2 separate regions of the Mus musculus genome follow, and region 2 is linked to region 1. The links are chromatin loops, found by intact Hi-C in ENCODE. Cell type or tissue: left cerebral cortex. All regions are shown on one strand. Links, peaks and the distances in the headings refer to the core of each region. The heading gives the core; the rest is flanking DNA. Region 1 has its middle 13 kb from the start of Syt11. Region 2 overlaps Gon4l (gon-4-like (C.elegans)).

What was found. Hi-C counts contacts between places; a loop is a spot of excess contacts. Peaks named below come from ENCODE experiments on the same cell type or tissue, not always from the same donor. Only the 100,000 strongest peaks of a DNase experiment are listed, where the experiment ranks them.
Region 2: it touches region 1 in a loop (5-fold over the local background); 9 of 42 quality-filtered maps call a loop at or near these places.

What each region holds. Positions count from the first base shown.
Region 1 is chr3:88,777,281-88,793,193 of GRCm38, reverse strand. It overlaps the pseudogene 5830417I10Rik. Among named protein-coding and RNA genes, the nearest start is that of Syt11, 13 kb to the right of the region's middle. In left cerebral cortex, for the core only: a CTCF peak has its summit at 9,510 (motif pointing left); DNase peaks (open chromatin) are centred at 6,895 and 8,089; H3K27ac peaks cover 951 bases.
Region 2 is chr3:88,835,778-88,851,690 of GRCm38, reverse strand. Gon4l (gon-4-like (C.elegans)) reads right to left here. Exons shown (of 33, transcript NM_001242372.1): 2 at 14,171-14,701; 3 at 5,112-5,303. The coding sequence starts at 14,675. Among named protein-coding and RNA genes, the nearest start is that of Gon4l, 8.5 kb to the right of the region's middle. In left cerebral cortex, for the core only: CTCF peaks have their summits at 4,686 (motif pointing right) and 5,918 (motif pointing left); no DNase peak of the experiment used is centred there.

The DNA of each region.
Region 1 (15,913 bases), core at 5,234-10,233:
AGTCCCAACAAGCAGCTGAAAGAGTCAGATGCAGAGATTTGCTCCCAACCAATGGACAGAAGCTGCTGACCCCTGTGGCTGAATTAGGGAAAAGCTAAAAGATGTTGAGGAGGACTGGCGAGATGGCTCAGTGGTTAAGAGTGCCAACTGCTCTTCCGAAGGTCCCAAGTTCAAATCCCAGCAACCACATGGTGGCTCACAACTATCCATAACAAAATCTGATGCCCTCTTCTGAGGACAGCTACCGTGTACTTAACACACAATAAATAAATAAAAAAAAATTAAAAAAAAAAAAAAAGATGCTGAGGAGGACGGCAGCCTTGTAGGAGGACCAGCAGTCTCAATTAACCTGGACACCCAAGATCTCTTAGACACTGTAACATCAACCAGGCAGTATACCAGCTGGTATGAGGCCAACACATATATAGCAGAGGGCTGCTGGGTCTGGGTTCAGTCAGAGAAGATGCACCTAACCTAACTCTTGACCTAAGTAAGTCAAGAGACTGGAAACCCCAGGGAGTTCAGAGGTCAGGTGGGGTTGAGGGGGGTGGAGGGGAACATAATGTGGAGACAGGGGATGGGGAACAGTGAGAAAGTAGATCAGGAAGGGAATAAAATAAAATTAAAAACAAAACAAAAAAAGGAAGTCTTAACATGAGAATGGAAAGCCGGGAAGGCATTCTGATGGGGTAGAGGATATGCCTTCATTTCTCTAAGAGGAAAAACCCTGTGGGCTCCAGCAAAACTAATTGAAATCTGACATGAGCAAAAGAAGAAGGCTTGGCCGATGATGTGGACAGCATGGCTTTAAGAAGGAAAAAAAACCAAAGATTTTGAAGCAGACAGCTGATCACTCTCCATGGGGACAGATGAAGAAACTGGCTGGCGGGGGGCAAACGACAGTTGACTATCTGGGAAGCCTCAGAACACTACAACCTGTTGCTCAGCGTGCTGTCTGTGGCAATCGTACATGTAACAGTCACAAATCACACTCATTGGGGCTTATATTTCTACTCCACCAATTAACATATTAGTAAATTGGGGAGACATGGGTATTTCTGTGGTATACAATGAATCTTCTTCGCTACCTGGTCTTTATGACCATCATGGACCTGCTCAACCTGCAGAGGAGGGCAAAGAAATTATAAATTATACTGTGGAAATTAAAGGAATTTTACTTGTATGGGTAATGGAATTCATTGTTTAAATTTAACTTGTCAAATTTGGTTATCTAGAATTATTCATAGTATTTCGCAGAATTCTTATAGAAAAGTTCCTATTCTTTGAGCATGGATTTGAGGGACGAAAGATTAATACCACTATTTCCATAAATCTACCATCTTGCAAATTACAGATTACTAATAAAGAATCTGATTGGATACACTGACAGCAACATATAGGTAGGAATCCTCACGTGCTAGTTAATATCATCCGAAAAGAAGTCATTGCTTGGAGCCCTTATGGGTCCCCTTAAGGACTATACTCTTATGCAGAATTGAAATGGCAATTGTCCAATTCAAGTACAACTGTGGAGTTGCCTCTGATTCTAGATACTCTATTGAATGGCATGGAGATGGAATGTCAGGCCCTCTATTACAATCTGGTAATTCTATCCAGGCTAATTTGCAGTAATTGCCAAGTGCCTTTCAGTACTTGAAGCAAGAAACAGAAAATTAAACTTTAATGATGACAGATTTCATTTGTCCTTTAATTTAGATCAAAGTCACACCTTTATGGCTTGTTTGCCGTTCCCTTATCTGTTAATGTAAGGACCCATGCAATGGCACCCTAGTAATCCTAACATTACCTGTACATGCTGTGCTCTTATGCCTGTATCAATGCTAGTATGTTTTTAGATGTCACTACTCAAAGTGGATACCAGTGAGGTTGTCAGGACCATATCAAGACTCACCCGTGGGGCTGGTGAGATGGCTCAGTGGGTAGGAGCACCTGACTGCTCTTCCAAAGGTCCGGAGTTCAAATCCCAGCAACCACATGGTGGCTCACAACCATCCATAACAAGATCTGACTCCCTCTTCTGGAGTGTCTGAAGACAGCTACAGTGTACTTACATATAATAAATTAAAAAAAAAAAAAAAAAAAAGACTCACCCGTGATAATGCTACTACAGACCCTTGCTGAAAGAATATTGGGAAGATCTCAACGGATGGTGGGACTGGTAACTGCTGAGGTCCTGGGAACCATCACATTAATTGATACTGCTACCACATCTAGAGTTGCTCTTCATAAAGAAGTTCAAACTGCTGAATTTGCTAAAGACTGGAATACACATTCTCACAAAGTTTGGACTCAACAAAGACAGGCAGAAAAATGGTTGGTGCAATAGACAAATCGAGAGAAGCGGTAATACTCATCGGAGATCAATCAAATTACTGCGAGAACAAATGAAATGTGACTGGAATGTCGTCACTTCTTATTGTGCTACATCTTTAAGATTCAAGGACGGCAAATATGATTGGGAAAAAGTTAAAATGCATTTGTTGGGTCATCCTAACTCTCTTATCAAATGATTTATGATTTGCAGCAAGAAATTATAGAAACATTTTCAAAGAAGCTGCCTGAACTAGCAGGGATGGATGTTACAGAACATCTTACAGATGGTGTAGCTTCACTTAATCCCATGGATCATTTTGATATGTTTCTTGCTTTTGTGATTTTTACAATTCCTGTGATGACTTTACTGGCTTTGCAATGTATGCTGATTTATTTGGATAAAACTGTCAGACAACTAGATAGGCAAAAGAGCATTTTTACTATACAACTCCATAATCTTCAACAGAATTGTTATCCCTACCACTTAAAACAGAAAAGGGGAAGATGTAGTGATATGGATAGTAGTAAGCCTTTGTGCCTGGCTTTGAGAGAAATGTTTAGCAAAGCCTTTACTATGTTCAGGTCAATAAGAAGAAGCTGAGAAACTGTTCTGAGACTGTTTGAACCTTCAAGAAAAGTTTCTGTCTAAAGAACCTGCACATGGTGCTGCATAAGAACATGCGACTGCACTGCCCTTGCTCCTAAGGCAGTCCTGACAAACCTGGAGTTCTTACTTCTGTTTCTGGGTAGCCATGGTCAAAGAGACTAAGATCTGGGTGGGTCGTCTGTTCTCATGGGAAGGGCAAGGGCAAGGGCAAGATAACTTTGTTATTTGGAACCTTTTCCAGCCCCAATTAACCTTGTATGATGTTGGACTAAAGTAACTGGAGTAAGCTACCTGGCTGTCAAATCTTTTCCAAGAAGACTAAACCACTCTGCTCCCTTGAGAAATGAAGGCTTAGCATCTTGGTGAGCTTCTATCCGCTAAGGCACCTATGACCCAACATCTGAACCTAGGTCCTCTGGAAAAGCAGCAGATGCTCTCAAATGCTGAGCCGTCTCTCCAGTTTCTGCACACAACCAAAAAATCTTCAAAGAGACAGATTTACCTGCCAATTGCCTTTACAACCACCCAGCCGAATCTCTCTTTGGAGAGTAAACTTTCCTGGGCTAAACAAATTACTGCTTCAAGTGAAAAATTACCTAAAATCAAGAGAAAAATTTATAAAAAAAAAAAAAAAAGTCTGTGATCAGCATCCTAATGATAACCTGCAAAGGTAGCCCGTGGGAAAAAGCATGTAGGTGATCAAGAGTCTACTACTCAGAATTTTCTGGCCAATCAACTCCTAGGTGGCCCTAACCCGGGCAGATCATTCTGCTGAAAAGACAATTTCAAAGAGCAAAGGACAGAGCTTAACTACAGAATTCCACTAACCTACTGACTCCAAAATCACTACTCACAGTCTCAAACAGCTCTTCCATCAGCCCATTCACTTCTTTTTCTGTAAAGAAGGAAAGGAGTTTGTTAGCAGAACTTAGGTCCATTTTGTAGTAAGAAAGAACTCTAAGGAGATAACAAATGCTGTTTCTACAAAGCATCTGACCAAGGCTCTATCCATCCACCATGCAGCAACTCAAGTCCTGCTCAAGATGCCTGAGACACGTGAAAGAACAAGATAGGAAGGAGTCTATTTCCATCAGGTTTAAAGTCTAGCAGGAAGACAAAGAAAATGTTCACTGGTTTTATAATAAAAATGGAAGTATAATCCCAGTTCTCAGGAGGTTGATGTAAAACAGTTGTTCATAATTCACAAGCATACTGGGCTGCTGCATTAGTCAGTAACAAACTCTGGCTGGCTACATAAATGAGATTCTGTCTCAAAAGCAAACAAGACGAACAGACATACACATGGAGAGCTATCTGATAAAGCAAGCTGACCCCTGCCTGACTCTCCATGTGGTAATCTCTTCTGCTTGCAGTGGGTCTTCTCTGTCCTGTTGCTGTTCACTACAAAAGTCTTAACCCTGCTTCACTAGCTAAAACATCTCATCTTAAGTACGTCCCTAAGCCTTCCAGAGGACAACCTCTTTCAACAGACTGGGAATCTCTACGTGACCCACCTAGTACCTACTGCTTTCTAAGCTCTTCTCTTTCTAGGCTCACTGACTGCAAGACAAGGCCATGTCCAAAGTCATTTTGGCATTCAAAGTATAATACGACCCTTACCAAGTAGAAAATGACAAACATAGGGCCATACAGTGTACAAGCAAATAGCAGCTTTCTGCATATACACCTAATTTAAACAACTACAGAAATGAACAAGGAGACTTAATTGTCTTAATTTCAATTAGTCACAAACGTCTAAATCATCTAAATACTAAACAAAGACAAATGGAAAAGGCAATAAGAGACAAACATACTAGTGATTCTCACTGCTCGGTCAGTACGGAAATCCTCGGTGTCTGGTTCATCAAGATCTTCCAAGAAGTTATACTCTGGATCATCATCATCATCTGCCTCATCTAGGGGGAAATGGTTTAGAGGATTATTCCCAACTCTGACCTGGTTTTCTCACAGAAGGTCACACTGGGCTGGAATGAAAGGAATGAAGTTTATCAGGTCTGGGTGGGGGCTGGGCGGCTTCACAAGATCTGCAGTTGGCTTGAGAGCCTGAGAGAAATAGCCTTCTCCAAGTTTCAGTGTTGCAGCTCTTTCTGGGGGTAATAAGGGCCATATAAGCCTTTGGGAGAGAGCAGGGGTTTTCAGAGTGGGTGGTTTATTGGCTGGGGCTGAGGTGCTGGGAATGCTTTGTTTACATATAGAGGAATTTCAGGTGCTTGGTGTGTGTGTGTGTGTTGTTCTTTCTCACTTTGGTTTTTTGAGATAGGATCTCACTGGGTAGCCCTAGATGAACTTAGCCTTACTATGTAGACCAGACGGCCCTTCTTTTTCTTCCAAAATTCAGGGATTATGGTCATACACAATTGTACCACCATGCCCAGACCCCAACTCCGAACATGTACCTATAAAAATAATTATAGAATCTTTCAGCAAAACCTATATAATCCTGTTTTTATGCTATTGCACTTATTTATGTATATGTAGTCCAGAAGCCTTGGTGTGTATGGTATTTTGGATGAAGAAGCCCCTCATAGCCTCATATATTTGAATGCTTGGTTCCCAGTTGGTGCAACTATTTTGGAGAAAGATTAGGAACTGTGGCTTCCTTGGAGGAAGTGTGTCACTGGAGGGATGGACTTTAAAGTTTCAAATCCTCACCTCAGGCCCATTCTCTCCCTCCCTCCCACTTTCAGATAATAATAAACTCTTAGCTACTTACTGCTCCAGTGCCATGCCTGTCTGCCTACTATCACACTCTGAGAGGATGGTCACTGACAATCTACACTGTAAACAAGAGCTTAATTAAGTGCTTCATGGTGCCTCTTCACAGCAATTTAACAAAAATTAAGACACCTTGCATGTGGGGCTCATAGAACAACTTGTAGGAGATGTTTCTCTTCTACCAGCACATGGATCCTAGGGATGGAACTCTGGTCGCTGGGCTTGGCAGCAGTCACCTTTACACACTGGGCCATCTTGTTGACCTGTGTCTTTCTTTCTTTTCTTTGAGATAAGATCACACTAAGTTATGAAAGCCGGACCAGTTGCTATGTAGCCCTCGTTGGAGGAAGTGTGCCTCTGGGGCGAGGGTCAAGGTCATGATTTTCCTACTTAACCTCCCAAGTGCTAGGATGACAGACACGTGTCAGGACGGCTCCCTTTCCACTCCTGACTTGTTGCACCTCCCTTCTCCTCTGAGCCTGGCTCCCTTCTCTCCTCCACACAGCACTCACTCTCAGCAAGCAGCAAGACAGGAAGGAGAGTTTACCCGTATGACTCACACTGGGAGTCACATTTGTGTAGTGTCTCACAAAAATAACGTTTCAATTTCTTCTTTTCACATTTTATTTATTGTGGGTGTACATGCCTGTGTGGGGGTGCCAGCATGGCATAGCACACACGTGTGAAGACCAGTGGACAACCAGCACAAGCATGCTCTGGAGATGGTACTCTGGGCGTCAGGACTAAAACAAGTCACTTTACTCACCGAGCTCTCTTCTGGCCCCAAACCAACATTTTATGGAAAGGTTATCTGTGCAGTGACATAGTGAGAGGAGGAACGAGGCACTTCCCAGACCTTAGGGCAGGACTCTGTGTTAGGTCCTCAAAGCAGCTCCCAAAATGGCAGCGCTGATGGCAACAGTGTGGAACAAACCTGAGCTCAGTGTTGCTAGGAAACAGAAACCTGAAGTGTTTCTCGGAAGCCCTTAGTCAGCACTGAGCACTCTGCCAGGGCTGCCTGCACCTCCAGTCTGACAGAGCCCCAGGCTCTTCTAGAGGCTGAGCTGTGCTTCCCACCCTCCCATATGCTCCTATAAAATCCAATAAGCTACTGGGGCTGTGCACTGCCCTCTGCAATCCTTAAAGGTATCCCAGCAAGGGTGTTTCGTCTTTCTTTTCCCAATTAAAACTATCCTTTCCTTTGACAGGAGTGGCTGTGTTCAGGATGTCTTGCTGTGCCCACTCACACCCTAAAGTTGTGACATCTGGGGCTGAGTATGGACAGCATTTCCCTAGCAAATACAAAACGCTGGGTCTGACTCCAACTCCACATATACACACACAAGATGCTAGTTATGGAGAGTTATGTCATACATGACAAAAAAGGCATGCAGGCCAAACATATAACCAACCCGACAGTATTCAGTACAGGCATGACAGAAGCCGAGAGTCATACACAGAACCATCACGAGGACAGAAGAGTCTCAGCATCTGCTAATGCTTCTCCTGAGTACCTAAGAGGGGGCTAAGACGCTCACTAGCAGGGGGGAAATCACCAGGAAGGGGGGAAATCACCAGGAAGACAAAATATTCCTTACTGTGGTCTAATCCAAAAAAAAAAAAGGAAGAAGAATAATCAGAAAGAGGAGGAAGAAGACGAGGAGGAAGAGGAGGAAGAGGAAAAAGAAGACGAGAAAGAGGAAGAAGAGGAGGAGGAGAAGGAAGAAGAGAAGGAAGAGGAGGAAGAAGAGGAGGAGGAGGAAGAAAAGGAGAAAACAGCCAGAAACGGCAAGCCATGCCTTTAACTCCAGCCCATGGGAAGCAGAGACAGAGGCCAGCCTGTTAGCATAAGGGGTTCCAGGCCACCAGGACTACATAGTGAAACCTTGTCTCAAAAAGACAAAAGGAAAGAAAATGTACGGATTATATGTTATTTTTAAAAAATATCTAGACGGGCTTAGTGGCGCACACCTTTAGTCCCAGCACTCAGGAGGCAGAGGCAGGCTGATTTCTGAGTTTGAGGCCAGCCTGGTCTACCAAGTGAGTTCCAGGACAGCCAGGGCTACACAGAGAAACCGTGTCTCAGAAAACCAAAAAAAAAAAAAAAGTATACCAAATCTGCGGGCATCTTGGCTCCCCAAGTGAAACCATACTTCAAAAACAAAAAAAAACAAACTCTTTCAGCTTAACAATAAACAACACACCAATGAACAAGCAAAGGAAGTAATTGTGGAAATACACTCCCTGTCATTGCTCACTTAGAAACACAGGCTAAAGCTCCAATGCAGCTTCACGACCGCTCACTTCTTTCCTTCCTCCCTTTCTGAGGCACTGTCACTCTTGATCCTCCTTCCCCCAACCCTCATGTGTTAGAGTTCCGGGTGCGCAGCACCATGCCTGGCCACTCTGACTATTTCTTATGAAGGTCAGCACCCACTCACCATGACTTGCAAACACTCCTACTTACCAACCAAGAAAGAATGAAAATGCTGCTAAGATGCCTGGGGGTGGAGAAGGCTGAGAAACTGCTTTAAAGCAAGCATGCAAAAGTTCTGTGTTTAATTCACAAAACAAAAAGGATTCAAACAACAAAACATTACACAGCAATAAAAATTAAATCTACGACTGTTGACAGTACAAATGAACTCTTATACATATACCGCTGAGTGGAAAACCACCACCAAAAAGGAACACATCTGACCCCATTCATTTTATGAAGGCAAACAGGTTGAGTGACACATGCCACTAGAAGTCAGGATTTATTACTACCAAGGTGTAACTAGCAACTGAAAGGGAAGACAAGGTTGACTCTCAGTAGCGAACTCCAGATGCTGCCACTATCCTGACAGAAAATCCCAGCTATCTGAGGTCATTATTTACATTATATATTTACATTATATACATGACAGTTACTATTACATACTCTACACTTCCATAGTCTCTTGCTTTGGTACCGATAAAATTTTGTTTTGTTTTGTTTTGTTTTGTTCTGTTTTAATTAAAAAGAAAAAGCCTACCGGTTGGGATAAAGAGTCCACCATCCTCCATCTCTTCCTCAGCTTGGCGAACCAGAGGTCCGAGTGGCTTGTCTTGAGGAAAGGCAGAACCATCTGGCTGGACTGACTTCCGAGGCTGGGCACCTGGTTTTGCAGATTGACTGCTGGATGACAGCAAAGGAACCTCCCCATCGGAACGCAGCTCAAGTTCTCCTAGAAGAATCGCAAACATTGCTCCACACTCTTTCTGCCCATGATTATTCATATGCTACTGCAAAAGTAGCATCTTTTCCTGAGACCTTTATGACAGACACCTTCATGAGGCATATTAGGCACACAGGCTTTCCCTTCTCGTCAAGATGGGCTCCCAAAACAAAGAATGAAATGAAAACTCAGATCCAAATTATTCATCCCGAGTTCACACAATGAATCATGCCTAATTGCTATGACACTTCCTATTCAAATAAGCTTGGAACTCTGTGTTTTCCTAAGAAAATCAGACCACGGGGTGAAGATTTAGTTCAACGGCAGAGTGTCAGCCTAGTACATATGACACCCCTGGGCTCAGTTCACAGCATCAAGAAAACAAAAATCAGAATACAGGGTAGAGGGTATAAGAGGACAAAGGGACAGTTAGAGCTGACCATTAACACTACATTTCACCAACTATAAATGATATAAAATGTCCAAAGGAGGGGCTGGAGAGGTAATTCAGAGGTTAAGAACACCGGCTGTTATTGTAAAGCTCCCAAGTTCAATTCCCAGCACCCACATTGCAGCTCCTAAGCACCTGTAACTCCAGTTCCAGCTGATCTCTCCTGCCCTCTACAGGCACAAGGCCTGCAGCAGGTGCAAAGGCAAACACAGTGCTGTGAATGAGAATGAACCCCACAGACTCACTTGTTTGCATTCTTAGTCCCTAATGGGTGAACCGGCTGAGAAAGTTTCCAAGGATTAGGCCTTGTGGGAGTGGGTGTGGAATTCTTGGAGGCAGAGTGTCACTGGAGTGGGCTCTGAGGTTTCATAAAAGCCCATGCCAGGCCCAGTGGCTCTCTGCCTGCTGCCTGTGGATCAGAATGTATATAGTTCTCAGATACAGCTAACAAACCAGGCTGCCACACACCCCACCATAATGAACTAACCCTTTAACTGTGAACTAACTGTAAGCAACCCCCCCAATTAAATACTTTAAGAACTGACTTGGTCATGGTGCCTTTTCACAGCAATAGGAATCCAGAATAAAGACATACATAATCTTCTTTTTTAATTTGTAAAAAGAAAAAAATGGGGCTGGAGAGATGGCTCAGCGGTTAAGATTGCTCTTCCGAAGGTCCTGAGTTCAAATCCCAGCAACCACATGGTGGCTCACAACCATCGGTAATGAGATCTGACACCCTCTTCTGGAATGTCTGAAGACAGCTACGGTGTACTTACATGTAATAAATAAATACATCTTTAAAAAAAAAGAAAAAAATAAATGTCAGAGGCATACTGGCAGACATCTGTAACCCTAGCACTGTGGAGGCTGAGGCAGGATAGTGAGTTTAAACCTTGGGCTGCATAGCAAGGCTAGGCCTCAAAAAATAAATAAATAAATAAATAAATAAATAAATAAAAGCAAAACAAACATTCCTGACTCTAATTTATTTTTACAGAGTAAATGAATAAATATACAGGGAACCATTACATTTTTACTATCAAAAGAAAATGTAAACAATCAGGTTGTCAGGGCAGGTAGTCTATGGAACGACTGATCCCATCACTTGGGAGGCCAAATTCAGGGGAACACTGGAAGTTGGAGGCCAGTCTGATCTTCATATGGAATTCCAGGAGAAAGAAAACAGAAATAATCGCGTTGTCATAGAAACACTGTAAGCAGCCAGGCAGTGGTGGTGCACGCCCTTGATCCCAGCACTTGGGAGGCAGAGGCAGGCAGATTTCTGAGTTCGAGGTCAGCCTGGTCTATGGAGTGAGTTCCAGGACAGCCAGGGCTACACAGAGAAACCCTGTCTCAAAAAAAAAAAAAAAAAAAAAAAAAGAAAAGAAAAGAAAAGAAAAGAAAAGAAAAGAAAAGAAAAGAAAAGAAAAGAAAAAAAGGAAATAAAGACTTAAGCAGGCTAGGTGGCCCATGCCTTTAGCCCCAGCATTGGGAAGGCAGAAGGTAACCTGAGATCCAGGACAGTCTGGACTACAAAGATGGAGAGTGGGAGCAGGCAAGGGCACAGGGCGGACTTAGAACCTGCCCATCAAGCTGTCCTTGGTCTCCACATTCTCTTGTGCACTCGCACACACATACACACAAACACCCCAGAGTCTGCCATCCCTTTATTCCAACACTCAGAGGGGAAAGGCAGCTGTCAAGGACTATAGTTTTTTGGTCTACAAAGTGAGCTCCAGGCAGCAAAGCTAAACAGTAAGACCCCCATTCTTAAAAGAATTTACATTGATTTACCATCAATGTGCCACTTCCCAGTCCCCCCACTTCCATAGTCTCTCTCGCCATTTCCCCTCCCCTTCTCCCAGAGTGTGGAGCAGCCCTGACCCTGGCACATCAAGTCTGTAAAGGGCTAGGTGCTTCCTCCTCCACTGAGGCCAGACAAGACAGCCAAGTGAGGGAACAGATTCCACAGACAGGCAACAGCTTTGGGGTGCTCAGAACCACATGAAGACCCAGCTAGCTGCACATCTGCTAGGTGTGGAGGGGCATAGGTCCAGCCCTCAAAGATAATTTATTTTTTAGACCAGTCAAGTGCAGTTGTGACTAGAGAGAAAGTGTAGGAGCTTGCAGTCTCCTGACTCAACTTCCCAAAGGCCAACATTACAGATACATGCCACCACACCTGGGTACTTTCTGTATTTCTGAAATTTTCTTATCTGTTTGCACAGTCTTCAATTAAACGTTCTCATTTCAAAAGGGGTCCAAGTGGCATTGGAGATGTAGCTTAGTTGGTGGAGTTCTTAACTAACATGCATAAGATCCTGGAGTGGACACCAGCAACCACATGAACTGGGAGTAGGGTTCATGCCTGTAAGCCCAGCACTAGGAAGGAAAAGGCAGGAGCCGCTCAAGTTCAAAGCTAGCCTAGGTTAGCAAGTTCAAGGCTAGCCTGGGCTCATAAGACAGTGTCTTAAGAAGGAAACCAAACTATTTGTCACTTTTCTCAATTGAAACAAATTCCCCATGCCCATCGAGAAGTATCTACAGTATTACACCTTATCTCAAAGGAGAGAGCAAAACATAATAAATAAATCATTTACTTTTTTTGAATTATCATTATATTGATATCTTTTTGTTTTGCTTTTAAAGATTTATTTATTATTATATATAAGTACACTGTACCTGTTTTCAGACATACCAGAAGAAGGCATCAGATCCCATTACAGATGGTTGTGAGTCACCATGTAGTTGCTGGGAATTGAACTCAGGAACTTTGGAAGAGCAGTCAGTGCCCTTAACTGCTGAGCCATCTCTCCAGCCCCCATATTGATATCTTTAGTTTCAACTAGTACATAATACCCCTAAATTAGAGATTACCCCACCAAAAAAGAAAAAAAGCCTGTATTTTAAAGAACAGCTTAATCCTTAACACTTTCCATTCTGCCTCCCTTTTAGAGCCCAGGCTACCTACAGAAGCTCCAGACTTTGCTTAACAGGAGTAGTAACTGCAGTAACAAGGACTGCAGTGAAACTGTAGTAAATTTATCAGGGACTAGAGAAATGGCTCAGCAGGTCCAAGTGGATTGCAGCCAAGCCAGATCACCTGAGTTTGATCTCCAGAACCCATACAGTAAAAGGAGAGAAGTTTGGTCAGTTGTGTCGAGCCTGGACTACACAGTGAGCTCAAGGCTACTTCAAGCAGTCAATAACAGTAATTCTCCTAGCCAGGTGGGGTGCCACACGCCTTTTATCCCAGCACTCGGGAGGCAGAGGCAGGTGGATTTCTGAGTTCGAGGCCAGCCTGGTCTACAAAGTGAGTTCCAGGACAGCCAGGGCAGAGTAACCCTGTCTCAAAAAACCAGTAATTCTCCTGTCTCAGCCTCCCATTTACTGAAACTACAGGTATGTGCTAGCACATTTGTACTGCTTTCTTTCTTTCTTTGTGTTGGCTTTTCTGTTTTTTGAGATAGGGTCTCTCTATATAGCCCTGCCTATCCTGGAATGCACCATGTAGTCTAGACTGGCTTTGAACTCACACCTCCCAAGTGCCAGGATTAAAGGAGTGTGCCAACATGCCCCAGCTCTCTTTATTTTTTTCCCAAAAACAGGTCTCATGTAACCCAGGCTGACCTCAAAATCACTATGTGGCCCAAAACAACCTTGAATCCCGTCCCGCAAGTGGCAGGAGTACAGGCAAATACCACCATGCCCAGCTTACAATCTTTTAAACATATATGCCAGAACCTTTAAATCCATGTAAACATTGCCCTTCCAAGTCCATAAGGCCAGGTTGACAGCAGAGCTTCCTCCACTGGGACTTATGGCACCTGAAACATCTGGAACTACTCCAAATTATCCTACAAGTTTAATTCAGTCTGATAAGGCAGCGTCTCATGTTCAGCTGGCCTCAAACCCAACATTCAGCCAAGGATGCACTGGAACTCCTGATGCCCGCCCTGCCTGCTAAGTGCTGACTTTACAGTTGTTCTCCACCAAACCCAGTCTATGTCATGTTGAGGATGAACCCAGAACTTCATCAACACTAGGCATGCACTCCACTCAACTACATCAGATCCAGAGGTACTGGAACCGCCCTACAGCTGCACTTCCAGGTGCTTGTAAGCAACTCAAAGTTAAGTGTTGGGAATTGAACTTCAGTCCTCTGTAAGCAGGATGTACTCATAACCACTGAGCCATCTCACCAGTCCTGATTATTCTTTTTAAACTGGGTTATATACACTAATTTCCAACCTTCCCTGGCTCTGCCTTCCTCTGAATCACAAAATCCTTTTCATGTTATAGAAAGTTTCTTTGCAATTTTCTTCATCTCACTAAGTTACATTGCTATCTAACTTAACTCTCCTCCAGGAAGTCTCTGAAGACCTCCATACTTGCCTTTCTTTGTAATATCCTAGTCAGGAGCTGGAGAGACGCTTAGCACCAGCTGCTTTTTTCAGAGGACCCTGATTTGATTCCCAGCACCCACAGGGAAGCTCACAACTATCTGAAAGTCCAGTTCCAGGGCTCTACTGTTTTCCATGGGTACCAAGCACACATGTGGTACAGACATACATGCAGACAAAACAACATACACATAAGATAAATATTTATTTAACTAAAGAGAACATGGCTTAGCAGTTAAAAGCACAGTTCAGTTCACATAGTGGTCCAGTTTTAGGGGATCTGACATCCTCTTCTGATCTCTATTAGCACCAGGCATGAACGTGTGTACACAGACAACCATACAAAACACTCAGACATAGAAAATAAAATATGCCCGGCGAGGTGGCACACACCTTTGACACCAGCACTAGGGAGGAGGAGGCAGGCAGATTTCTGAGTTTGAGGCCAGCCTAGTGTACAGAGTGAGTTCCAGGACAGCCAGGGCTACACAGAGAAACGCTGTCTCAAAAAAAATGAAAAAATAAAAAATAGAAAGAAAGAAAGAAAGAAAGAAAGAAAGAAAGAAGGAAAGAAAGAGAGAGAGGGAGAGAGAGAGGAGAGGAAAGGAGAGAAGAAAGTGAGAAAGAGAAAGAGAGAAAGAGAGAAAGAGAGAAAGAGAGAAAGAGAGAAAGGAAAGGAAAGGAAAGGAAAGGAAAGGAAAGGAAAGGAAAGGAAAGAAAAATACATCTTTTGTATTTTTTAATTTGTATGCAAATTAAAATTCTTCTACAACTGAGACCTAACCTGCCATTCACAAGTCACCTTTCCCTACTTCTTCCAAGCTACTACATCACCACCGATTCAAGTTGTTCCTACTCCAGGTGTCCAAGGCTCCATTCTGTCAAACTGCAACCTTCAGTGCCCTCAGTCCAAAGCGTTCTCCATCTCTGGAAACCCTTTCTCAATGTTCAAAGTCTTCCTTTAAACTACTGCCCTCATCCCATGAGACCCACTTCATGAATACAAGACTAATGAAGTGCACAGTTCACCTCCCCAGATATACAGGATAAAGTCTAAAAGTAAAAGGGGAAGAAAAGGCTAGAGAGACAACTCAAAACTTGACAGCAATCATTGCTCTTGCAGAGAACCCAGGTTTGGTTCCCAGCACCATACATGGTGGCTCACAACCACTTGTAATGTCAGAGCCAGTGGTTCTGACACTCTGCTCTGGCTCCACAATCACCAGGTACACACATAGTGCACATATACACATGCAAGTGAAATACCCATATAAATACATTTTTTTTAATGGGGAGGGGATAGGTCAAAGAGAATATAGAGAATTGGAGAGGAAAAGAAATTCTCAACCCACTTGTAAGGTTCACAATTCCAAGCCCAAACCACAGCAATTTCCCTTTACAGATACATTTCTCCGGAAAGGCAACACAGAAAGAGAAGACGAGCCAGGTGATAGTGGCCCACGCCTTTAGTCCCAGGATTCAGGAGGCGCAGGCAGGCAGAACTCTGTGAGTACAGGGCCAGGCTGGTCCATAGAGAGTTCTAACACAGCCAGAGCTACACAGAGAACCCGTCTCAAAAAAACATCAAAACAACACAACTAAGTGACACACAGGTTACCTGTCTGTGCATTACAGGTGCTTGGGTCCAATAAAAACATGTGTATTCGTGAGATTTATTAGAGATGGGATCTAAGCTTAAACCTGTAATTCATTAACCTCTCGTACAGCGCTTGTGCAGTTTGACGACAGTCCTATAAAATATTTTTCTGACACCTTGCAGTTTGGATATAGCTCCCCACAAGGTCAGATATGGGATTTTAAACTTGCAGCATCCTGTTAGCACTCCAAAAGAAAAGTGTAGACCGTTTTGGAATTTAGATCCTCAGACCAGAGATGTTCAACCTAAACAGGAAAGGAAAAGGCAAGCCAGACCTTTCATCCTTACCTCCTTCCGTCTTGGCTTCTTCAGCAGGCTCTCCTGAAGGAGGCTCCTCTGGGACAGGGTGATCCCCTCGGTCTTCTCTGGTAACCTGCCCAGGTGTAAAGACAACTCTCTTCCCTTTCTTTGAGGCAGAGACCTGGAGTCTCCCTTTATCCACATGTACAGGAAGGGAATGAGAAGACTCCAAGGAGGGAAGGGGGATTTCCTGAGAGACAGCTACATCAACGGCTTCCAAGA
Region 2 (15,913 bases), core at 3,998-8,997, 60 kb before region 1:
GCCGGAGAGCTGGCTCACTGATTAAGAGAATGTACTGCTCAAACTGAGGTTTGAATCTCAGCACCCCTATCAGGTGGCACACAACTGCCTGTAACCAAAGTGACAGCTTTGGTCTCCAAGGGCACCCACATCACATGCACACACACACACACACACACACACACACACACACACACACACACACACATGTATATATATAATGAACTAAGAGTAAAAAAAAATTTTTTTTTTTTGGTTTTTGTGAGACAGGGCTTCTCTGTGTAGCCCTGGCTGTCCTGGAACTCACTAGGCTTTCCTGAAACTCAGAAATCCACCTGCCTCTGCCTCCCAAGAGCTGAGATTAAAGGCGCATGCCACCACACCAGGCCCACCCTCCAAAAAAATTTTTTTTAAAGAACACATACACAAAGGTGCTATAATGGTTTTTTGTTTTGTTTTGTTTCTGACACAGGATCCTTGATATTTAGCCCAGGCTAGCCTTCAACTTCTGCAACTTCTGATCTTCCAAAGTGCTAGATTTTAGGTAAATGATACTACACTAGATATCAATCATATACTGAAGCCAAACATTCTAATTCTAGACCCTGCAGTAAAACTGTTTATCTGATCCATACAGATCAGATAAAGTCAGAAAACCTAGGCTTGGGTCTCAATTTCACATACCATGGTAATGGAGTCTCCAATATTTTCTTTTGTAAAATATGGCTAACCATGCATTAAGAATTTGACGCAAATTAAAGGAAACAAAACTTATCCAAGTATTTTAAAGCCAATGAAATATACTACACAACTATAATTTAGCAGCTGAGTGTAATTTAGCATGCCTTCAGTCCCAGCACTCAAAAGGCAGAGACAGATGGATCTCTGCAAGTTCAAGACCAGTCTTGTCTACAGAGTGAGCTCCAGGACAGCCAGGGCTACACAGAGAAACCCTGTCTCAAAATAACAACAAAAACAACAACAATAATGTTTCATTATCACACCATTTGTGCTATAAAAAGGAAACAAGGAACAATAACTTAAACATATCCTCTGAACTTACACAAGAGAGAGGGAGGTAAAGTATCCCTGCTCTACAGAAAAGCAGCACATATAATCTGACAAATGGGAAAACTTGGCTGTAGGATTCTGACAAATTAGAAGAGATTATCACAGACATATCAACAAGGCAAATCCCTCTCTGGTATCTCTAGTTTGCTGCTATTTGAAAAACATGGAGTTACCAAAGACTAAGATTAACATAATCTGAGCCGGGCGTGGTGGCGCACTCCTTTAATTCCAGCACTCTGGAGGCAGAGGCAGGTGGATTTCTGAGTTCGAGGGCAGCCTGGTCTACAGAGTGAGCTCCAGGACAGCCAGGGCTACACAGAGAAACCCTGTCTCCAAAAAACAAAAAACAACAACAAAAAAAGATTAACATAATCTTCTATGTTTAAGACAAAGCACACTGGATGCTGGAGAGTGGGTTCGGAACACTAGCTGTTCTGTCACAGAAGCCAGGTTCAGCTCCCAGCACCCACACAGTAGCCCATTACTATTTTAACTCCAGTTCCACAGGACCAGACATACTCTTCTGGCTTCTACAGGCACCAGGCACACTCATATACATAAAATAAAAATAAATAAATCTTAAAAGAACCCCCTTATGAAAGCTGGGGTTTACTTAATGGGTAAAGTGCTTACCATACAAACATGAGTTCAATCCTCAGCATGCACATAAAAATTAGGCACAGCAGGGCGTGGTGGCACACGTATTTAATCCCAGCACTTGGGAGGCAGAGGCAGGCGGATTTCTGAGTTCAAGGCCAGCCTGGTCTACAGAGTGAGTTACAGGACAGCCAGGGCTACACAGAGAAACCCTGTTTCGAAAAACCAAAAAAAATATATATAGGCACAATGGTGCTTTCCCTGGGTTCAGTGAATGACATAAACCTGTAATTCCCACAGTTTAAGAGGCAGCAGCCAGGCGTGGTCGCGCACACCTTTAATCCCAGCACGGGAGGCAGAGGCAGGCAGACTTCTGAGTTAGGGCCAACTTGGTCTACAAAGTGAGTTCCAGGACAGCCAGGGCTACACAGAGAAACCCTGTCTCGAAAAAAAAAAAGAGGCAGAAGCAAGACAGTCAGACACCAAATCACAGATTTAAGAAACTCTATAAGGCTGGGTGGCAGTGGCACATGCCTTTAATCCTCGGGAGAAGAGCAGGACTGGGCTAGGATATGTCACAGATGGTAGTTTGCCTAGCACACACCAAGCACTTCCTTATTACCCCAGAAGCACAGACTGTGAGAAGTGGTGACACACAAGGGTCATAAATATCCTTGGCTACAACCCGAATACCAGTCCAGTCAGAGTTCCATGACAACCTTTCTCAGAATACAGACACCACAAAGAAGGGGAAAGGGAAATGGACAACCCAGAGCAAGCTGACACTTGTTAGTCTGCATTGCCTGACGAGAGGCAGAGGTGAGGGAGCAGGGGCTGTGATGTAACCTACAAGCTGTCCTCTGATCTCCACGGGGACACTGCCACACAAGCACTGCGCACACACACAATAAATAAAATGTTCAAAGAAGGACAATGAGTGCCAAAAGCCAGTTTCAACTACACAGAGAGTTGGAGGCTAGCCTGGGCTCCATTAGTCCCTGTCTCAAAAAGAAAAAAAAAAACCCATGAAGCATTCTGATATATGTTTTTGTTTTTTTGGTTTTTTTAAAAAGATTTATTTATTTATTATATGTAAGTACACTGTAGCTGTCTTCAGACACTCCAGAAGAGGGCGTCAGATCTTGTTACAGATGGTTGTGAGCCACCATGTGGTTGCGGGGTTGCGGGGATTTGAACTCCAGACCTTCGGGAGAGCAGTCCGGTGCTCTTACCCACTGAGCCATCTCACCAGCCCCTGATATATGTTTTTAATTTGATTTATTTATTATATATGTGTCTTATTATTGAAAATCCCCTGTGTAAATGAAATCTGTGGGGGTTTTTTGGGGTTTTATTTGTTTGTTTGTTTCGATTTTTTTGAGACAGGGTTTCTCTGTGTATCCCTGGCTGTCCTGGAACTCACTTTGTAGACCAAGCTGGCCTCGAACTCAGAAATCCGCCTGTCTCTGACTCCCAAGTGCTGGGATTAAAGGCATGTGCCACCACACCCGGCCCAAAATCTGTTTTTTAATTATACATTAAAACCTTTTAGGAAAAAAAAAATGTTTTAAGAAACTGAATTTATAGTATTAAAAATTCTTGCTCCAAAGAAAATCAGGATTGGAAGACTCACTGGTACATCCTATGAAAGAAATCATTTGTGGTAGAAATAATACATTTCATTATAAAAGTGGTGTTTCAATTATTTTTTTGTCATTTACATTTACGTATTTATGGAAGGGGTGCCACAGCCCAGTGTCAGAGGACAATCTGTAGAAATCCGGACTCTCCTGCCACCAGTGGGATGCATGGATCCAACTTAGATCATCAGGCTTGGCAGCAAGCAGTGTACTCTCTGAGTCATCTCAGGAGGTTTAATTTTTCACACACATACAACACACACACACAAACACATACCAAAATAAAAAATAGTTAAGAAAAAAAGCCAGACTGTGTGTATAGGTAGCTTGCACCTGTAATATAGAACTTAGAAGGACGAAACAGGAGGATTACTGAGAGTTCAAAACTCTAGCCTAGGTATACAGTGAGTTCTAGACTTTCTAGTCTACAAAACACAAACTGTCTCATTGAGACAACACTGAGAAGTACTTGTGAAAGCTTAGGCACAACATAAGAGAGACTAGAAACAAGTCCCTAAAGGATACAAACAGGCCAAGTAACTACCTGTAGTGAACAATTTCCCAACAGTGAAACCTTCACATGCAAACCAACAATAAACAAGGAACATAACTTTGCCTCTTACATAAAGTAGCTCAGAACAGACTGTCACAGTCTCAGCTGCAGATACTAGGAACACCCAGACAGAAGGATGGCCGGACTCTGGAAAGTGGAACACAGCTAGGAAAACACAAGATTCATCTTGGAAATTTTACCCCTTAAATGCTCAGCACTGATGGACAAATAAAACCATTTAAATGCCTGCATCACGGGGTAGTCTGCTACTAATCCTATTTCTCAATAAAAATCAGACAGAGATCTTGAGAAAACTTACTTGTGAAAAAGGCAATATTGTTGGGCTAAGGCATGGAGGCAGGGGCTAACTGTGTGTCCAGACTCTCATATGAACATTTGGCATCATATGTCATTTCCATAAGTACCTGAAATGGAAAAATCTGTTCCTGGAAAGCAATGCTCAAAAAATATTGCAAGGTGCAGCAGGAGAAAAAATGCTCTGCAGTTCAGAGAACTTGCTGTTCACACAGAGGATGGGGTTCAGGGCCCACACAGTAGCACACAGGCACTAGCAAGCATGCAGTGCACATATATACATGCAGATAAAATCCTCATTGCACAAAAGATAAAATAAATCAAAAAAGATATTTTAAAGTTCTTCGGTTTAAATGAAGCAGTAAATATCCACCTTGATATTTTAATAAATATTAATCCACTAATGGAGAAAAATATTCTACTCTAAACGGGAAAAAAAAAATCAATCTGAATGAAACTTTTTTTTTAAAGATTTATCTAATTATTTCATGTACGTGAATACACTGTCCCTGTCTTCAGACACACCAGGAGAGGGCATCAGATCTCATTATGGATGGTTGTGAGCCACCATGTGGTTGCTGGGAATTAAAGCCATTAAACGCTGAGTGGAAAACCACCACCAAAAAGGAACACATCTGACCCCATTCATTTTATGAAGGCAAACAGGTTGAGTGACACATGCCACTAGAAGTCAGGATTTATTACTACCAAGGTGTAACTAGCAACTGAAAGGGAAGACAAGGTTGACTCTCAGTAGCGAACTCCAGATGCTGCCACTATCCTGACAGAAAATCCCAGCTATCTGAGGTCATTATTTACATTATATATTTACATTATATACATGACAGTTACTATTACATACTCTACACTTCCATAGTCTCTTGCTTTGGTACCGATAAAATTTTGTTTTGTTTTGTTTTGTTTTGTTCTGTTTTAATTAAAAAGAAAAAGCCTACCGGTTGGGATAAAGAGTCCACCATCCTCCATCTCTTCCTCAGCTTGGCGAACCAGAGGTCCGAGTGGCTTGTCTTGAGGAAAGGCAGAACCATCTGGCTGGACTGACTTCCGAGGCTGGGCACCTGGTTTTGCAGATTGACTGCTGGATGACAGCAAAGGAACCTCCCCATCGGAACGCAGCTCAAGTTCTCCTAGAAGAATCGCAAACATTGCTCCACACTCTTTCTGCCCATGATTATTCATATGCTACTGCAAAAGTAGCATCTTTTCCTGAGACCTTTATGACAGACACCTTCATGAGGCATATTAGGCACACAGGCTTTCCCTTCTCGTCAAGATGGGCTCCCAAAACAAAGAATGAAATGAAAACTCAGATCCAAATTATTCATCCCGACTTCACACAATGAATCATGCCTAATTGCTATGACACTTCCTATTCAAATAAGCTTGGAACTCTGTGTTTTCCTAAGAAAATCAGACCACGGGGTGAAGATTTAGTTCAACGGCAGAGTGTCAGCCTAGTACATATGACACCCCTGGGCTCAGTTCACAGCATCAAGAAAACAAAAATCAGAATACAGGGTAGAGGGTATAAGAGGACAAAGGGACAGTTAGAGCTGACCATTAACACTACATTTCACCAACTATAAATGATATAAAATGTCCAAAGGAGGAGCTGGAGAGGTAATTCAGAGGTTAAGAACACCGGCTGTTATTGTAAAGCTCCCAAGTTCAATTCCCAGCACCCACATTGCAGCTCCTAAGCACCTGTAACTCCAGTTCCAGCTGATCTCTCCTGCCCTCTACAGGCACAAGGCCTGTAGCAGGTGCAAAGGCAAACACAGTGCTGTGAATGAGAATGAACCCCACAGACTCACTTGTTTGCATTCTTAGTCCCTAATGGGTGAACCGGCTGAGAAAGTTTCCAAGGATTAGGCCTTGTGGGAGTGGGTGTGGAATTCTTGGAGGCAGAGTGTCACTGGAGTGGGCTCTGAGGTTTCATAAAAGCCCATGCCAGGCCCAGTGGCTCTCTGCCTGCTGCCTGTGGATCAGAATGTATATAGTTCTCAGATACAGCTAACAAACCAGGCTGCCACACACCCCACCATAATGAACTAACCCTTTAACTGTGAACTAACTGTAAGCAACCCCCCAATTAAATACTTTAAGAACTGACTTGGTCATGGTGCCTTTTCACAGCAATAGGAATCCAGAATAAAGACATACATAATCTTCTTTTTTAATTTGTAAAAAGAAAAAAATGGGGCTGGAGAGATGGCTCAGCGGTTAAGATTGCTCTTCCGAAGGTCCTGAGTTCAAATCCCAGCAACCACATGGTGGCTCACAACCATCGGTAATGAGATCTGACACCCTCTTCTGGAATGTCTGAAGACGGCTACGGTGTACTTACATGTAATAAATAAATACATCTTTAAAAAAAAGAAAAAAATAAATGTCAGAGGCATACTGGCAGACATCTGTAACCCTAGCACTGTGGAGGCTGAGGCAGGATAGTGAGTTTAAACCTTGGGCTACATAGCAAGGCTAGGCCTCAAAAAATAAATAAATAAATAAATAAATAAATAAATAAATAAATAAAAGCAAAACAAACATTCCTGACTCTAATTTATTTTTACAGAGTAAATGAATAAATATACAGGGAACCATTACATTTTTACTATCAAAAGAAAATGTAAACAATCAGGTTGTCAGGGCAGGTAGTCTATGGAACGACTGATCCCATCACTTGGGAGGCCAAATTCAGGGGAACACTGGAAGTTGGAAGCCAGTCTGATCTTCATATGGAATTCCAGGAGAAAGAAAACAGAAATAATCGCGTTGTCATAGAAACACTGTAAGCAGCCAGGCAGTGGTGGTGCACGCCCTTGATCCCAGCACTTGGAAGGCAGAGGCAGGCAGATTTCTGAGTTCGAGGTCAGCCTGGTCTATGGAGTGAGTTCCAGGACAGCCAGGGCTACACAGAGAAACCCTGTCTCAAAAAAAAAAAAAAAAAAAAGAAAGAAAGAAAGAAAAGAAAAAAAGGAAATAAAGACTTAAGCAGGCTAGGTGGCCCATGCCTTTAGCCCCAGCATTGGGAAGGCAGAAGGTAACCTGAGATCCAGGACAGTCTGGACTACAAAGATGGAGAGTGGGAGCAGGCAAGGGCACAGGGCGGACTTAGAACCTGCCCATCAAGCTGTCCTTGGTCTCCACATTCTCTTGTGCACTCGCACACACATACACACAAACACCCCAGAGTCTGCCATCCCTTTATTCCAACACTCAGAGGGGAAAGGCAGCTGTCAAGGACTATAGTTTTTTGGTCTACAAAGTGAGCTCCAGGCAGCAAAGCTAAACAGTAAGACCCCCATTCTTAAAAGAATTTACATTGATTTACCATCAATGTGCCACTTCCCAGTCCCCCCACTTCCATAGTCTCTCTCGCCATTTCCCCTCCCCTTCTCCCAGAGTGTGGAGCAGCCCTGACCCTGGCACATCAAGTCTGTAAAGGGCTAGGTGCTTCCTCCTCCACTGAGGCCAGACAAGACAGCCAAGTGAGGGAACAGATTCCACAGACAGGCAACAGCTTTGGGGTGCTCAGAACCACATGAAGACCCAGCTAGCTGCACATCTGCTAGGTGTGGAGGGGCATAGGTCCAGCCCTCAAAGATAATTTATTTTTTAGACCAGTCAAGTGCAGTTGTGACTAGAGAGAAAGTGTAGGAGCTTGCAGTCTCCTGACTCAACTTCCCAAAGGCCAACATTACAGATACATGCCACCACACCTGGGTACTTTCTGTATTTCTGAAATTTTCTTATCTGTTTGCACAGTCTTCAATTAAACGTTCTCATTTCAAAAGGGGTCCAAGTGGCATTGGAGATGTAGCTTAGTTGGTGGAGTTCTTAACTAACATGCATAAGATCCTGGAGTGGACACCAGCAACCACATGAACTGGGAGTAGGGTTCATGCTTGTAAGCCCAGCACTAGGAAGGAAAAGGCAGGAGCTGCTCAAGTTCAAAGCTAGCCTAGGTTAGCAAGTTCAAGGCTAGCCTGGGCTCATAAGACAGTGTCTTAAGAAGGAAACCAAACTATTTGTCACTTTTCTCAATTGAAACAAATTCCCCATGCCCATCGAGAAGTATCTACAGTATTAGACCTTATCTCAAAGGAGAGAGCAAAACATAATAAATAAATCATTTACTTTTTTGAATTATCATCATGTTGATATCTTTTTGTTTTGCTTTTAAAGATTTATTTATAATTATATATAAGTACACTGTACCTGTTTTCAGACATACCAGAAGAAGGCATCAGATCCCATTACAGATGGTTGTGAGCCACCATGTAGTTGCTGGGAATTGAACTCAGGAACTTTGGAAGAGCAGTCAGTGCCCTTAACTGCTGAGCCATCTCTCCAGCCCCCATATTGATATCTTTAGTTTCAACTAGTACATAATACCCCTAAATTAGAGATTACCCCACCAAAAAAGAAAAAAAGCCTGTATTTTAAAGAACAGCTTAATCCTTAACACTTTCCATTCTGCCTCCCTTTTAGAGCCCAGGCTACCTACAGAAGCTCCAGACTTTGCTTAACAGGAGTAGTAACTGCAGTAACAAGGACTGCAGTGAAACTGTAGTAAATTTATCAGGGACTAGAGAAATGGCTCAGCAGGTCCAAGTGGATTGCAGCCAAGCCAGATCACCTGAGTTTGATCTCCAGAACCCATACAGTAAAAGGAGAGAAGTTTGGTCAGTTGTGTCGAGCTGGACTACACAGTGAGCTCAAGGCTACTTCAAGCAGTCAATAACAGTAATTCTCCTAGCCAGGTGGGGTGCCACACGCCTTTTATCCCAGCACTCGGGAGGCAGAGGCAGGTGGATTTCTGAGTTCGAGGCCAGCTTGGTCTACAAAGTGAGTTCCAAGACAGCCAGGGCAGAGTAACCCTGTCTCAAAAAACCAGTAATTCTCCTGTCTCAGCCTCCCATTTACTGAAACTACAGGTATGTGCTAGCACATTTGTACTGCTTTCTTTCTTTCTTTGTGTTGGCTTTTCTGTTTTTTGAGATAGGGTCTCTCTATATAGCCCTGCCTATCCTGGAATGCACCATGTAGTCTAGACTGGCTTTGAACTCACACCTCCCAAGTGCCAGGATTAAAGGAGTGTGCCAACATGCCCCAGCTCTCTTTATTTTTTTCCCAAAAACAGGTCTTATGTAACCCAGGCTGACCTCAAAATCACTATGTGGCCCAAAACAACCTTGAATCCCGTCCCGCAAGTGGCAGGAGTACAGGCAAATACCACCATGCCCAGCTTACAATCTTTTAAACATATATGCCAGAACCTTTAAATCCATGTAAACATTGCCCTTCCAAGTCCATAAGGCCAGGTTGACAGCAGAGCTTCCTCCACTGGGACTTATGGCACCTGAAACATCTGGAACTACTCCAAATTATCCTACAAGTTTAATTCAGTCTGATAAGGCAGCGTCTCATGTTCAGCTGGCCTCAAACCCAACATTCAGCCAAGGATGCACTGGAACTCCTGATGCCCGCCCTGCCTGCTAAGTGCTGACTTTACAGTTGTTCTCCACCAAACCCAGTCTATGTCATGTTGAGGATGAACCCAGAACTTCATCAACGCTAGGCATGCACTCCACTCAACTACATCAGACCCAGAGGTACTGGAACCGCCCTACAGCTGCACTTCCAGGTGCTTGTAAGCAACTCAAAGTTAAGTGTTGGGAATTGAACTTCAGTCCTCTGTAAGCAGGATGTACTCATAACCACTGAGCCATCTCACCAGTCCTGATCATTCTTTTTAAACTGGTTTATTTACACTAATTTCCATCCTTCCCTGGCGCTTCCTTCCTCTACATCACAAAATCCTTTTCATGTTATAGAAAGTTTCTTTGCAATTTTCTTCATCTCACTAAGTTACATTGCTATCTAACTTAACTCTCCTCCAGGAAGTCTCTGAAGACCTCCATACTTGCCTTTCTTTGTAATATCCTAGTCAGGAGCTGGAGAGATGCTTAGCACCAGCTGCTTTTCCAGAGGACCTTGGTTTGATTCCCAGCACCCACAGGGAAGCTCACAACTATCTGAAAGTCCAGTTCCAGGGCTCTACTGTTTTCCATGGGTACCAAGCACACATGTGGTGCAGACATACATGCAGACAAAACACCATATACATAAGATAAATAAATATTTATTTAACTAAAGAGAACATGGCTTAGCAGTTAAAAGCACAGTTCAGTTCACATAGTGGTCCAGTTTTAGGGGATCTGACACCCTCTTCTGATCTCTATTAGCACCAGGCATGAACGTGTGTACACAGACAACCATACAAAACACTCAGACATAGAAAATAAAATATGCTGGGCGTGGTGGCACACACCTTTGACCCCAGCACTCGGGAGGCAGAGGCAGGCAGATTTCTGAGTTTGAGGCCAGCCTAGTGTACAGAGTGAGTTCCAGGACAGCCAGGGCTACAAAGAGAAACGCTGTCTCAAAAAAATAAAAAAATAAAAAATAGAAAGAAAGAAAGAAAGAAAGAAAGAGAGAGAGAGAGAGAAGGAGAGGAGAGAAGGAGAGAAGAGAGAAAGAAAGAAAGAGAGAAAGGGAAGGAAAGGATAGGAAAGGAAAGGAAAGGAAAGGAAAGGAAAGGAAAAGAAAGGAAAGAAAAATACATCTTTTGAAAAGGCAATTAAAATTTAAATAAAAGCAAAACCAAAAATTGGAGCTACTGAAAGAGGAGGAGCAATGCAGAGCTGGGGCTGTCCCTAGGTCAGAGCTAGGACAGCACACTCAGCCCCTAGGCCAGAGCCTCAACATTGCCATAAACAGATGGCTGGAGACAAGCCCTTCTCTGCCTCCTCTCCCTTTCTCCTCAAGTCTTCCTAATTCTTTCTCTTTGGGCACCACCTGAGAGGTAGGTGGAGTTAGAGTGTTTGCTCACCATACACAAAGGAAGCTCTGAATTCAAACCCCAGAACTACTTAGCAAACAAACAAAGTGATTGGCAAGAAAGTGATTGACAGCAATTTCTGCTGTTCTAACAGACCTGTGTTTTGATCTCAGTTTTGAGCAGCACCCAGATGGGCGAGCTCCTTACCACTTGCAACTCTGGCTACTCTAGGAGGCCTGAGGTGGGACATTCCCTGGAACCCAGGAATGCTGGGACTGCTTTGACAACACTGAGGAAGGAAAAAGACAAAGATGACTTCAGAGTCTATAAGGATATTTTAACAATGTAACAACCGTAGTGAAATGCTGATACTTTCAAAGATTATGTAACTTTTCTGTATTCCTTCAATCTTTCTACAATCAATATGATGTTTTCCTATCTAGTAAAACAAAATGTTGAGTGAAGTGTGGTAGCTTACACTTGAATTTCTACACTTGGGGGCTAAGGCTGGAGGCCAGTCTGGGCTAGAGTGATACTCAGTCACAAAAATTACTTGAAAACAGGGTTGGGCACAATAGCAGGGCTCTTTAATCCCAGATCTCAGGAGGCAGAGGCTAGAGATCTGAGTCTGAGTTCAACTTGGTCCACACAGGAAGTTCTAGAAGGAGAGCTCTAGGGGGCTGGTGAGATGGCTCAGTGGGTAAGAGCACCCAACTGCTCTTCAAGAGGTCCAGAGTTCAAATCCCAGCAACCACATGGTGGCTCACAACCATCTGTAACGAGATCTGACTCCGTCTTCTGGAGCATCTGAAGACAGCTACAGTGTACTTACATATGATAAATAAATAAATCTTTAAAAAAAAAAAAAAAAAAGAGAGAGAGCTCTATAGTGAAACTGTATCTCAGAAAAAGAGAGAGCCAGCTCCAGCAAAGCCCAGAGAGACAGAAACTGGTGACATTCCTATATGGCACCTCACAGCTTCTATGACCCAGTTCTGGGGGATATGGTGCCATCCCCTTCTCTAGTGCAGACGGAGGGGTGGAGGGACTGTGCCAGCTCAGAGGTACAAGCCTACATATATACCTCAGCATATGAGAGGATCAAAAGTTCAAGACCATCCTTACATGGTTTGGCTTTAAGACGGGGTCTCACTGTGTAGTTGCTCTGTTATTTAAAGGGGAGAGCTGAGATAGCTCCTGTCACCAAGACATACTACTGGAGTTGGACACCAAGAACCCACACGATGAAGAAGAGAGGTTGACCCCCAAAGTTGTCCTCTGATCCCCACATTAGAACAACAGAACACACACACACACACCGCACTACACACATATGCACAAACAGAATAAATTAAAACATAATTTAAAAACAGAGAAAAATAAAAATAGTATACCCTAAATTTTAATTATCTTGAATACTTAGGATTATGAGTGATCACATACACCACTGAAGTTCAAATCCAGAGCCACGAAAATGTAAAGCATGAGTCCCTACAGGGGTCCCACGACTCACACGGCCCAGCCCTTGGCTTCTGACATAGTGCGTACTCTGGCTACAAATTCACATATAGGAAACCAAAATTTATGTATGTACATTTTGGAAAATATTAAAAAATTAAAACTCATCTTCAGGCATGGTAGCACGATATGCAATTAAACCATAATTTTTGCACTCAGAAGGTAGAGAGGCAAGAGTCATTTGTTGAGGAACAGGCAGGACTACGAAGGGAGTTCCAGACTAACCTGAGCTACAGTGGGAGACCTTATCTCTAAAACCCAAAAGAAAATTTAAAAAAAAGAGGATAAAAACAACAAGAGGCTGAGGACATGACTCAGAGCCCATGTCTAGTATGTACACGTCCATAGATCCATGTACCTCTGAGCAAACAAACAGAAGCTAGAAATAGTGCTATCTCTGTTTACCTACTGGAAAAACTACAATGTCTAAGTATGGAAGTTGAAATTCTTCTACAACTGAAACCTAACCTGCCATTCACAAGTCACCTTTCCCTACTTCTTCCAAGCTACTACATCACCACCGATTCAAGTTGTTCCTACTCCAGGTGTCCAAGGCTCCATTCTGTCAAACTGCAACCTTCAGTGCCCTCAGTCCAAAGCGTTCTCCATCTCTGGAAACCCTTTCTCAATGTTCAAAGTCTTCCTTTAAACTACTGCCCTCATCCCATGAGACCCACTTCATGAATACAAGACTAATGAAGTGCACAGTTCACCTCCCCAGATATACAGGATAAAGTCTAAAAGTAAAAGGGGAAGAAAAGGCTAGAGAGACAACTCAAAACTTGACAACAATCATTGCTCTTGCAGAGAACCCAGGTTTGGTTCCCAGCACCATACATGGTGGCTCATAACCACTTGTAATGTCAGAGCCAGGGGTTCTGACACTCTGCTCTGGCTCCACAGTCACCAGGTACACACATAGTGCACATATACACATGCAAGTGAAATACCCATATAAATACATTTTTTTTAATGGGGAGGGGATAGGTCAAAGAGAATATAGAGAATTGGAGAGGAAAAGAAATTCTCAACCCACTTGTAAGGTTCACAATTCCAAGCCCAAACCACAGCAATTTCCCTTTACAGATACATTTCACCGGAAAGGCAACACAGAAAGAGAAGACGAGCCAGGTGATAGTGGCCCACGCCTTTAGTCCCAGGATTCAGGAGGCGCAGGCAGGCAGAACTCTGTGAGTACAGGGCCAGGCTGGTCCATAGAGAGTTCTAACACAGCCAGAGCTACACAGAGAACCCGTCTCAAAAAAACATCAAAACAACACAACTAAGTGACACACAGGTTACCTGTCTGTGCATTACAGGTGCTTGGGTCCAATAAAAACATGTGTATTCGTGAGATTTATTAGAGATGGGATCTAAGCTTAAACCTGTAATTCATTAACCTCTCGTACAGCGCTTGTGCAGTTTGACGACAGTCCTATAAAATATTTTTCTGACACCTTGCAGTTTGGACATAGTTCCCCACAAGGTCAGATATGGGATTTTAAACTTGCAGCATCCTGTTAGCACTCCAAAAGAAAAGTGTAGACCGTTTTGGAATTTAGATCCTCAGACCAGAGATGTTCAACCTAAACAGGAAAGGAAAAGGCAAGCCAGACCTTTCATCCTTACCTCCTTCCGTCTTGGCTTCTTCAGCAGGCTCTCCTGAAGGAGGCTCCTCTGGGACAGGGTGATCCCCTCGGTCTTCTCTGGTAACCTGCCCAGGTGTAAAGACAACTCTCTTCCCTTTCTTTGAGGCAGAGACCTGGAGTCTCCCTTTATCCACATGTACAGGAAGGGAATGAGAAGACTCCAAGGAGGGAAGGGGGATTTCCTGAGAGACAGCTACATCAACGGCTTCCAAGACTGCTAAGTTCACATGCTGGGCCAGCATCTTCGAGTTCAAAGACAGCCCCTCTGCCCTGAGCTGATCGTCTCCATCCTGCATGGAGAGCCCTTCAGGGCACACTGCACTGTCCTGACTCTGACCCCAGGACAGGGACTCTGACGCGCTGTCTGGGAGCTGGTCCGTGTCTGGCTTCACAGCTGCCTCTAGGTCCAAGTCATCACCCTCCTGGTCATCTTGCTGCTGAGAAGACTCGGTCACTGAAAGTCTTCTCTTCTTACAGGGCAACATTTTACAAGTTCCACGTCTGTTCCATCCTAGAAGCATAAAAACCAAGCCCTGATCACTTCAGTGGTAGTTAACAGTAGTGACATTTGCTCGACTACCATTTCACGCACCCCAAGTTCAATCATGAGCATGGTATTTCACACCGAATGCCTAGGACTTTTAGCAGAAGATAAGAAATTCATTACAGTAGCTCAGCTCAAACTCCACACTGAACAGTATGCTACCTTGACTAAGCGATACCTTAATCTCTTAAGCTTCTGTTACCTCAGACTTCATGTGATAGTGCAGGCCTCTTCCCAGCCTAGGAAGAGGCAGGTGGATCTCTGTGAGTTCAAAGCCAGACTGGCCTGGAACTGGCCACCTGCACTTACATTCACATACCCACACACAGACACACAAGGAAAAATTTTCAAAAGTCAATCTTATAGCATTGAATATCACTCTTCTAGTATCCTTGTCTTCCAGAGCTATCAAGTCAGTGAGAAAACAGAATCCATAACTGGTTTCTCCACTATCCAGCATTATGTGGCATTGTAGACACTCTGTGACTCTTCCCTGAAGAGATGAATGAATGAAAGTGGGCCTAAACAAAGTTAGGCTGCGTTTGGACCAAACAGGCAGCATTTCCATAGGTACTGGAAGGTGAATTCCAGCCTGCTGTGTATCTCAGGGTGATCGTGTGTTGTGATCTTGCTGCTTCCACTGACAGGTGTTTCAGCACATCTCTTTAATAAGTTAGGAACCCAGAGTTTTATGCATGTAAGGCAAGCATCCTACCTCTAACTTCATCCCCAGCCCACACACACACACACACACACACACACACACACACACACGTTGCATCCTTCTATGCTGGAAATCCTTACTTTCAGACATAGGTCCAAGACCAGAATAAGCCTCATTGGCAACCTTCACGCCTGAAAGATCACTCAACACTACCAGAGAAAACTTACTCAGAGTTTGATCTATAAAGCTAATCTTAAGCCTCCGAAACGCACATTCTCTAGGGCATTAAGGGAGGCCCCTCGCCCTAAGAGCCCAGGTCCTTATCGTCGTAAAGCTCAATAACCGAGAGAAGATTCGCTGATCCTGTCGGGGAGGAGAGTAAAAGAGTACGGAGGGGAGTGGGGATAACCTAGGTGATTCCTTATTTCACAGATGACTTCCTAAGGTTCACAGAGAAGGAAGCAGAGGGGAAGCGGGGAGAGAGGGGCAGCCAGGGGCCATTCAGTCAGAACTGT